Linked DNA regions of Homo sapiens: region 1 is linked to region 2. A link is a contact called in ENCODE Hi-C or POLR2A ChIA-PET data. All regions are on one chromosome and are shown on one strand. Each heading gives the region's core, a stretch centred on a gene start or an enhancer-like site at or near the end of the contact. The rest is flanking DNA. Distances are from core to core; before and after follow the strand shown.

Region 1 (3,115 bases), core at 616-3,115, 790 kb after region 2:
TACCCCATCTCAGGGTGAGGGGCTTCGGCAGCCCCTCATGCTGTACATGGCATGTGTATCTCTGCTCTTCTCCAGAAGGCACCACCACAGCTGCCCACTTCTGGAAGGTTCTATCTCCTGCTGGTCTGGTCTCCACAAGCTCAGTGTCCTGAGTTTGGTCCTCGCCATCCCGCTGCCAGGTCAGTGTGATCTCCGCAGGGTAGAAACCCAGGGCCCAGCACCTCAGGGTGGCCTCATGGTCAGAGATGGGGTGGTGGGTCACGTGTGTCTTTGGGGGGTCTGATGGGAAGAGTCAGAAAATTCAGGCGCTTTGCATCTTTCATGGGACACCCTAGGACCACCCATGTGACCAGCCTGAGAATGGACAGGACACCTGGGGTGGGGAAGGGGCACAGAACCCAGACACCAGCCTGGACGCAGGCACCTGGGATAATCTCCTATTCATTGGAAAGTTCGAGTCTCTGAGCGGGGAACAGGGACTTCTGCTCCTGATCTGAGTGGAGGTAAAGTGACTCAGAAGTGCTGGAATCAGAGCCCCAAACACACTGAGTGTGAGGCAGAGAACAAGGCCTGAGAGGAAAAGTCACGGTTCCCAAGGCTGCTGCAGGGGTCAAAGGGGACCCCTGATCAGTATTCTAGGGACTGTCTTCCCCTCCATTTCCTCAGAGACGTCATTCCTTAATTGTCTAGAGAGAAGAGGGGGCCCTCAGAGGAAACTCAGGAAAACTCATGCCATTCTCCATTCAACGGAGGGCGACATTCTAGCGCTGATCCCATTTTCCTCCTCTTCTCGTGGGAGGCCATCCCCGGCGACCTATAGGAGATGGGGAAGGCTCCCCACTGCCCCTGGTACCAGCGCGCTCCAGCTTGTCCTTCCCGTTCTCCAGGTATCTGCGGAGCCACTCCACGCACTCGCCCTCCAGGTAGGCTCTCCGCTGCTCCGCCTCACGGGCCGCCTCCCACTTGCGCTGGGTGATCTGAGCCGCCGTGTCCGCGGCGGTCCAGGAGCGCAGGTCCTCGTTCAGGGCGATGTAATCCTTGCCGTCGTAGGCGTACTGGTCATGCCCGCGGAGGAGGCGCCCGTCCGGCCCCACGTCGCAGCCGTACATGCTCTGGAGGGTGTGAGACCCTGGCCCCGGCCCCGCGGTCAGCCCAGTCCCCCGAGCCCCGCCCCGCCCCGACCAACCCGCGGGGATTTTGGCCTCAACTGAAAATGAAACCGGGTAAACGCGCCTGGGGCTCTCGCCGGTCGAGGGTCTGGGCGGGTCCCGCGGCCTCAGGGAGGCGGATCTCGGACCCGGAGACTCGGGGCGACCCGGGCCGTACGTGGGGGATGGGGAGTCGTGACCTGCGCCCCGGGCCGGGGTCACTCACCGGCCTCGCTCTGGTTGTAGTAGCCGCGCAGGTTCCGCAGGCTCTCTCGGTCAGTCTGTGCCTGGGCCTTGTAGATCTGTGTGTTCCGGTCCCAATACTCCGGCCCCTCCTGCTCTATCCACGGCGCCCGCGGCTCCTCTCTCGGACTCGCGGCGTCGCTGTCGAACCTCACGAACTGGGTGTCGTCCACGTAGCCCACTGAGATGAAGCGGGGCTCCCCGCGGCCGGGCCGGGACACGGAGGTGTAGAAATACCTCATGGAGTGGGAGCCTGGGGGTGAGGAGGGGCTGAGACCCGCCCGACCCTCCTCCCGGCGCGGCTCCTCAGGTCCTGCGCCCCCGCCTGCGGTCCCCTCGCTCCTCCCGGCAGAGGCCATTTCCCTCCCGACCCGCACTCACCGGCCCAGGTCTCGGTCAGGGCCAGGGCCGCCGAGAGCAGCAGGAGGACGGTTCGGGGCGCCATGACCAGCATCTCGGCGTCTGAGGAGACTCTGAGTCCGGGTGGGTGCGTGGGGACTTTAGAACTGGGACCGCGGCGACGCTGATTGGCTTCTCTAGATATCCAATACCCAATGGGAGTGGGAAGTGGGGACGCGTCACGAGTATCCTGGAAGAAGGACCCGACACAAGTTGGGAGAAGAAGTGAAACTCAGGGGAGTGGGGAATCCCCAACGCTGCGCCTCCCCATTGCAGACGCGGCCCTCGGAGCCTGAGACCCTGAGAGCCCCGTCCGGGACCTGGGACTTCGTCCTGATCCCTCTTCTCCTACACCAAGCCTCTTTGTCACACTGTCTGCCTGAGTCCTGGACAAGGATCTGTCTGTGGAAACCAGGGAGAGACCCCCAGGCTGCGCCCAGCCCCTTCCCCTTCACTTCTCGTCCTGGAATCCCTGTCCCTGAACTGGACTCCCTGCCTCCCACTCCTTACCTCTCCTCTTGGACTCTTGTGTAGGGAAACTGAGCACGGGGAACTTGATGCCAGAGAGTGAGCTCGCCCTGGGAATGGAGGTGTAGAGACAGGGGTTTTCTCTTTAAACCTGGTGAAGTTTTCTCTGAAGGCACCGCATAGGGATTCTCATAGAGACCAGTTTCCTTTTTGTTTGTTAATACAGTAGGTAGCACAATATTGGTAATCCCTGAATGATTAGAATTCCAATTTGTAAAAGACCTGTGTCAAAACAGCATTACAATTAAACTCTCAAAGCTCCTAAGTTTTACTTTCCCAGACTGTGGATCTGTAACTCTGGGTTGTTGCATTTAAAATTATCTTCATTCCCCACCCTGAGTTTCCCTGTGTGAGTCCAGAACATCTCCTGAATATAAAGAAGCAGGGTTTGTTACTGTCTATTGCAACCGGGAGCCTGTAGTCATCACCTCAAAGTTGCGAGTGCTCCATGCAGTCCCAATGCTCTTCACCGACGCTGAAGCACTGCCTGTTTTCCTGAACTCTGCACATCCAAGCAGTGTGCGTATTTTATCTGAACACTTGGTATTTTTGTAACTCTTTTTTTTTTTAATCATAAGGAGCCAATTAGTTTTTAGGAAGTCCAACAAAATGTATTAAATACCGAATGCAAAGAACCCTCTGCCAGGCTCTTCCACTGCTTTAGAATTCTTTCTCCTGCTCCTTTTCCTCACCTCCTGCCTCTCCAGCCCTTCTGTCTGCCCCTCTCATCCCTCACACCCCCGCTCCCCTTAGTCCCCGCCACCCTGTCACTCCTGAATTGTGGCACTAACACTGTC
Region 2 (5,944 bases), core at 1,888-4,387:
ATGGCAATTACATCTTTCTAGTTAACTCAGGCCAGAAATATTGGAGTCATCCTTAATTCTATTTGTCAAACATGACCTCCAATCCATTAACAAAACTTGTTGGCTCTTTTCCAAAATACATTCAGAAACCAGCCCTTTTCACACCTCCACTGCTGTCACCCTAGTCTGAGTCACCATCACCTCCTAATAGATCTCCCTGCTTCTGTCATTTCTGCCCATTCTTTGCTGCCTGCCCCCTCCCACCTCCCGCCCAGGTTGTTCTCAGCACAGCCTCCAGAGTCATCCTTTTTATTTAACAATTTAAAAAATGTTATAGGCCAGGCATGGTGGCTCACGCCTCTAATCCCAGCACTTTGGGAGGCCGAGGCAGGCGGATCACGAGGTCAGGAGTCCGAGACCAGCCTGACCAACATGGTGAAACCCCGTCTCTACTAAAAATACAAAAATGAGCCAGGCATGGTGACGCACGCTTGTAATCCCAGCTACTCAGGAGACTGAGGCAGGAGAATTGCTTGAACCCAGGAGGCAGAGGTTGCAGGGAGCCGAGATCACGCTACTGCACTCCAGCCTGGGCAACAGAGCAAGACTCTGTCTCAAAAAAATAAAATAAAATAAAAATTAAAAAATTGTATTATATACGGAGACAAGGGGTCTCGCTATGTTGCCTGGGTTGGTCACAAACCCCTGGGCTCAGGCAATTCTCCTGCCTCAGCCTCCCAAAGTACTGGCATTACAGGTGTGAGCCACTGCACCTGGCCAGGTCATCCTTTTATTTATTTTATTTTATTTTTTTTTTTTTGAGACGGAGTCTCGCTCTGTCGCCCAACCTGGAGTGCAGTGGCGGGATCTCGGCTCACTGCAAGCTCTGCCTCCTGGGTTCATGCCATTCTCCTACCTCAGCCTCCCCAGTAGCTGGGACTACAGGCGCCCGCCACCTCGCCCAGCTAACTTTTTTGTATTTTTAGTAGAGATGGGGTTTCACCATGTTAGCCAGGATGGTCTCAATCTCCTGACCTCGTGATCCACCCATCTAGGACTTCCAAAGTGCTGGCATTACAGGCATGAGCCACCGCGCCCCAGCCCAGGTCATCCTTTTAAAATGTAGGTTGGATCACATCACTCTGCTCAGAACTCTGCAGTGACTTCCATTTAAATCAACAGAAGAAGCCAAAATCCTTAAGATAATTTAAAAGACCTTTCCCAATCCAGACCCTGCTTTACTTCTCTTTTCACCTTTCCCACAACTCTGGCTCACTCGTGCCACTCCAGCCCCTCTTGCCTCCTTCCTGTTTGTTCCCCATGTATGTCCGAACACTCCTGTCACAGGGCTTTACTCCAGCTGTTTCTTATGCTAGAAAGGCCCTTCTCCTGGAAATCCATGTGGCCAAAACTAATCTTCTTTAATGATTTGCTTGAATTTCACTTTACTGAGGCCTCATTTAAGACTAAAATCTGTCCTCTTGATACTTTTAAACTTGATCCATATTTTCTTTTATCTATAGGATCATCTCCCCTGCTGGAAACCTAATCAGAGATCTTTATTTTATTCAGTAGTATCCCAAGAGCGTAGAAGAGTGCCTGGCACATACTATACACTCAATAAATATATTTGTTGAACAGATGAATGAAAAAATGAGGCAGACTTAGCTGGCTGATGGATTGATTAGGGGAGGAGGAATGGAGAAAGAGGATGATGACCTTTCAGTTTTGGCCCAAATAACTGAATGACCTGTGGTGCAATTTCTTGATGGGGAAGCCTGGAAGAGACAGGCTTTAGGAGTAAGAACAAGAGCTCCATTTTGTACGTATGAGAGAGATTTATTAAAGATCTCAGAGAAGATGTCCCATAAGCAGTTGAATTCATGAGCCTGGAGCTCGGGGCAGAAGTTGGGGGCCAGCAAGAGAAGTTTGGGAATCTTCATTGGTTATAGATGGTATTTAAAGTCAGGAGGTGATAGGTGATAAGTCTAGATTAAGGAGAGTGTCAAAGATTTAGCCCTGAGGCACTTCAACATTTAGACTTCAGGAGAAGCCCATTAGATGCAAAGGAAACCTATAGAGAGTAGTGTCCCTGAAGAAAACAAAGGAGGGAGGGAGCGACCAAGTCTATCAAACATTGATGGGAGAGTGAGTAGGATGGCCCCAGATCTGTTGACTTTGGCAAGTGTGAATTCAGACAATGGTGGCAACAAAAGCATGATTGTAGTGGTTTGAGAGCTGACAGAACTACAGGAGCACCTTGCTCAAGCTCCCATATTAAGTGGTAGAGTTAGAAGTGAACCAAAGTCTTGATTGTGGTGATAGTTTACTGGGTTTATGCAGGTCAAAACTTATTTAAGTGATACTTTGCAGTTTATTTTGGGTGCCATTTTATTTTGTGTACAGTTTATTGTATGTCAATTATATCTCAGTAAAGCTGTTACCAAAAAAAATAAATGAACCGAAGCTCCACTGCACCGTGACTTCTGCATGTTGGGCTCCAGTTCCCTGTTTACAATTGTACACTTCGGGATTTTGTGACACATTTCAACACTGGACCGATCAGACCTCTCCCTTAGCCATTGGTCTGCACTGTCTTTTCTGCCCATGACCCAGTCAGTCTCGCGCCCCATGACCCTCTCCTAAAACACGCGCAGTCTCCTCTCTCTTCCCCTTCCTCTCGTGTCTTCCTTGCCTACCAGCCTCACCTGATGGGCTCGTGTTCTCTCCGTCCCCGATCCACTCGGGCTCCGGCAGCTGCTGCTTGGGCGCCTTCGGCATCGCGGTGGCAGAACTAGAAACGAGTTACAGATAGAAACTAGAATATGCTTTTTAAAAAAACAAAAAACAAAACAAACAAAAAAACAGTATGCCTCAACTCCTTCATACTAGTAGGAAATTATTATGTTCATTCCTTGAGTCTCGCGGCGTCGGGAGGTCACGGCGTCAGGCTTCCCAGACAGTCGTAAACGCCATGTGTTTACGCGACTGGAGCAAGCGGACGCCGGCCCCGCTCCGTCATTGCAGGCCACGCCTCCACTGAACCAGGGCCACGCCCCCGAGATGACGGCGAAGCTCGCACGTGCGCAGCCCGGGGGCGGGGTTGGCCGCGCCAGCTTGGAGAGCCAGCCCCATCGGGGTTCCCCGCCGCCGGAAGCGGAAATAGCACCGGGCGCCGCCACAGTAGCTGTAACTGCCACCGCGATGCCGAAGGCGCCCAAGCAGCAGCCGCCGGAGCCCGAGTGGATCGGGGACGGAGAGAGCACGAGCCCATCAGGTGAGGCTGGTAGGCAAGGAAGAAACGAGCAGAGGGGGAAGAGAGAGGAGACTGCGCGTGTTTTAAGAGAGGGTCATGGGGCACGAGACTGACCGGGCCCCTGCGGGAGTTACTGCGCATGCGTGCCGTGGGCCCGGGAGGAGTTTGCCGGGGAGGAGTGGGTTTGGAATCGGGGTTAAAGGAAAGAGATCCAGATGTCGCACGTGACCTAAGTGAGACTGGGCGAGATAAAAGAAAGAGCATATGGCACCGAGGGAGAGATGGGGAGAAATGGGAAAACCTTGCTTAAAAAATTTGGACATCCGCCCCACCATACACTGTATTCCACCAGGAATATATGAGCCCTGCCTCGACCTCCCCTTCCCCCTGCGCGCGCATACACACACCTTGGGAGCCTGTGATCCCCCTTGTTTCTCAAGAGAGGGTGACTCCTTCATGGTTTCTTTCTTAAGACACCCCTCTCACTCAACTGGAGCAAGAGTGTAGATTTTTGATGTTGGAATGAGGGTTAAGGTTTACTTAAAAAGCAGCGAAAGTTTGTTAAGCGCTTGTTTTTAATTAAGCACTCTATATACTGTGCTTTGAGAGGGGAAGGAAAAAAACATGAAGATATCCTCCCAGGGTTGAAGTCAGTTTTAAGGGGGACATAAATGGACACAACTAACCCCAGTAGGTACACAGTAACTAATTTTAAAAGCACTTATTGGATGCCTACTGTATACCAGGTACTGTGTGGAGGAAGTGGGAATGTAGAGATAAAAGATAAGACTTTCCCTCAAGGGACAACCCAGTATGGTGAAGGGTCAGAGCATTAACCAGACAGACAGTGGTTGTCAGAGTATGATGAAGGTGCTTAAGAATGTTATGGGACTGTAGAAGAGAGGAGGAGCATCTACTCAGACAGGTAAGGGAGTGTCAGCAAAGCCTCCCAAGAATATGTAATAGCTGAGTATTTTTTTTTGAGGCACATTGTAGCTCCATCACCCAGGCTGGAGTGCAGTGGCATGAACATGGCTCACTGCAGCCTCCACCTCCTGGGTTTAAAGGATCTTCCTGCCTCAGTCTCCCAAGTAGTTGAGACTACTGGCATGCACCACCACACCTTATTTTTAAAATTTTTTGTAGACACAAGATCTGGCTATGTTGCCTAGGCTGGTCTCAAACTCCTGGGCTCAAGTAATTCTCCTGCCTCAGCCTCCAAAAGTGCTGGGATTACAGGCGTGAGCCACTACATCTGCTCCCCAGAGTTTATTCTTGAAAGATCATCGTGAATTAGCAAGGGGAAGCGCATTCCAAGCCAAGGAAGTTTGTGGAAGGTAGAGATGTAGGCAAGCCTGACTGGTCCCACTAGAGCCTGGTGACTAGTGTGATGAAGTCAGAAAGATGCTCAGGAGACAGATAATGAAAGGCTTTAGATGCCATTCCGAGGAGTTTAATCCTAAAGACATTAAGAAGGAAGGCCCATTGAAGTGCATAAGGAATGATTATGAACAGTTCACCTGTAGCACTGAGCAATGGAGAATGAATGGCCTTGAACTGGTCAAGATGGAGGCGGGGAGACCATTTAGGGGGCTCTGGCCATGATCTAGGTGAGAAGTGGTAAGGGGATAAGCCAAGGCCTGAAGAATAAAGAGTTACTAAGGAGGCGGCATTGATCGGAACTGAGAACTGATTAAATGAAGGGAGAAGTAAGGTTGACACTTAAGTAACCCAGTGACTAGTAGACTATTAACTGAAAGCAGTAATGGACAGGAGAGTAAGAAGTGGAAAGAGATAAGGTGAACTTCTGAATGCTGAGTTAGGCGTTTCTGAGGATTTCTAAAAGGAAATGGCAAGAAGAGAGTTTGTTTAGTCACTGTGGAGAGACAACTATACTAGGAGTAAAGACACAGGCAAGTAGAGTTGAAGTGCTGGATATGGAAGAGTCCCCTAGAGAGTGTTTGCAGATTGAACCAAAAAGAAGGTTAAAGGTGGGAACCCTAAAGAACTTCAGCAATTGCAGGAAGCAGGTGGGGAAGGAGGCTGAAGAGATGAGACTGAGAAAGGCAAACAGCCAGAGAAACTGGAGGCAAACCAGGAGTGAGCAAGATCCCAGAAATTAAATAATGATAGAAGAGAATAAAAAAGGTGTGGAGGTAGGCAGCATGGAATGCTGCAGAGAAGTCAGGCAAAATAAGGACCAAAAAATACTTTGTGGTTTGAGGAGCTAAGGGTTCAGTGGCAACTTTGGCAGAAGTAGTGTTCATTCGGAGATGATACCAGATTGCAGTATGTTTCAAAGGTATGGGAGAAGAGAAAGTGAAGCTTGTGAATTACGATTTTGAGACCCAATGAGGACAAGAATACGAAACAGTAATGGGGGAGAGGGGTATAAGGGTAAAGAAGGCTTGCTTTCTTGCCTTGAAGGAGCAGCTTAAGCGATATACGAAAGGAGAGAAGACACAGTATATCTCTAGCCACACTTAATCTTTTTCAGTTCCTTGGGGATTATACTTTCTCACAATGAAACTCTTCGGAGGCTTTTCCTGTCCCTATAATGAAGTGGATAAGAGTGATTAAAGTACAAAAGATTTTTTTGGTTTTGGTGGGTTTTTTTTTTTTGTGACGGAGCCTCACTCCAGGCTGGAGTGCAGTGGCGCGATCTCAGCTCACTGCAGCCTCAATCGCAGGCTCAAGCCATCTTCCCTT

Evidence for each region. Hi-C counts contacts between places; a loop is a spot of excess contacts on that map. ChIA-PET counts read pairs that join two places held with the same protein, here RNA polymerase II (POLR2A). Pooled maps may share reads with other maps.
Region 1: a loop to region 2 is called in a pooled map, with 7 times the contacts of the local background. The contact joins the promoter of HLA-B here to the promoter of ABCF1 in region 2. A Hi-C loop is called at or near these places in 6 of 50 pooled maps. POLR2A ChIA-PET finds 5 or more read pairs at or near these places in 2 of 52 experiments (CD4-positive, alpha-beta T cell and activated B cell).

What each region holds. Positions count from the first base shown.
Region 1 is chr6:31,355,314-31,358,428 of GRCh38, forward strand. HLA-B (major histocompatibility complex, class I, B) reads right to left here and starts at 1,866. Exons shown (of 8, transcript NM_005514.8): 1 at 1,773-1,866; 2 at 1,375-1,644; 3 at 854-1,129; 4 at 4-279. The coding sequence starts at 1,845. MIR6891 (microRNA 6891) reads right to left here and starts at 3; the gene lies at 1-3. RefSeq lists an enhancer at 1,309-1,932.
Region 2 is chr6:30,568,305-30,574,248 of GRCh38, forward strand. It overlaps ABCF1 (ATP binding cassette subfamily F member 1), which reads left to right and starts at 3,138. Exons shown (of 25, transcript NM_001025091.2): 1 at 3,138-3,256. The coding sequence starts at 3,184. RefSeq lists an enhancer at 2,758-3,319.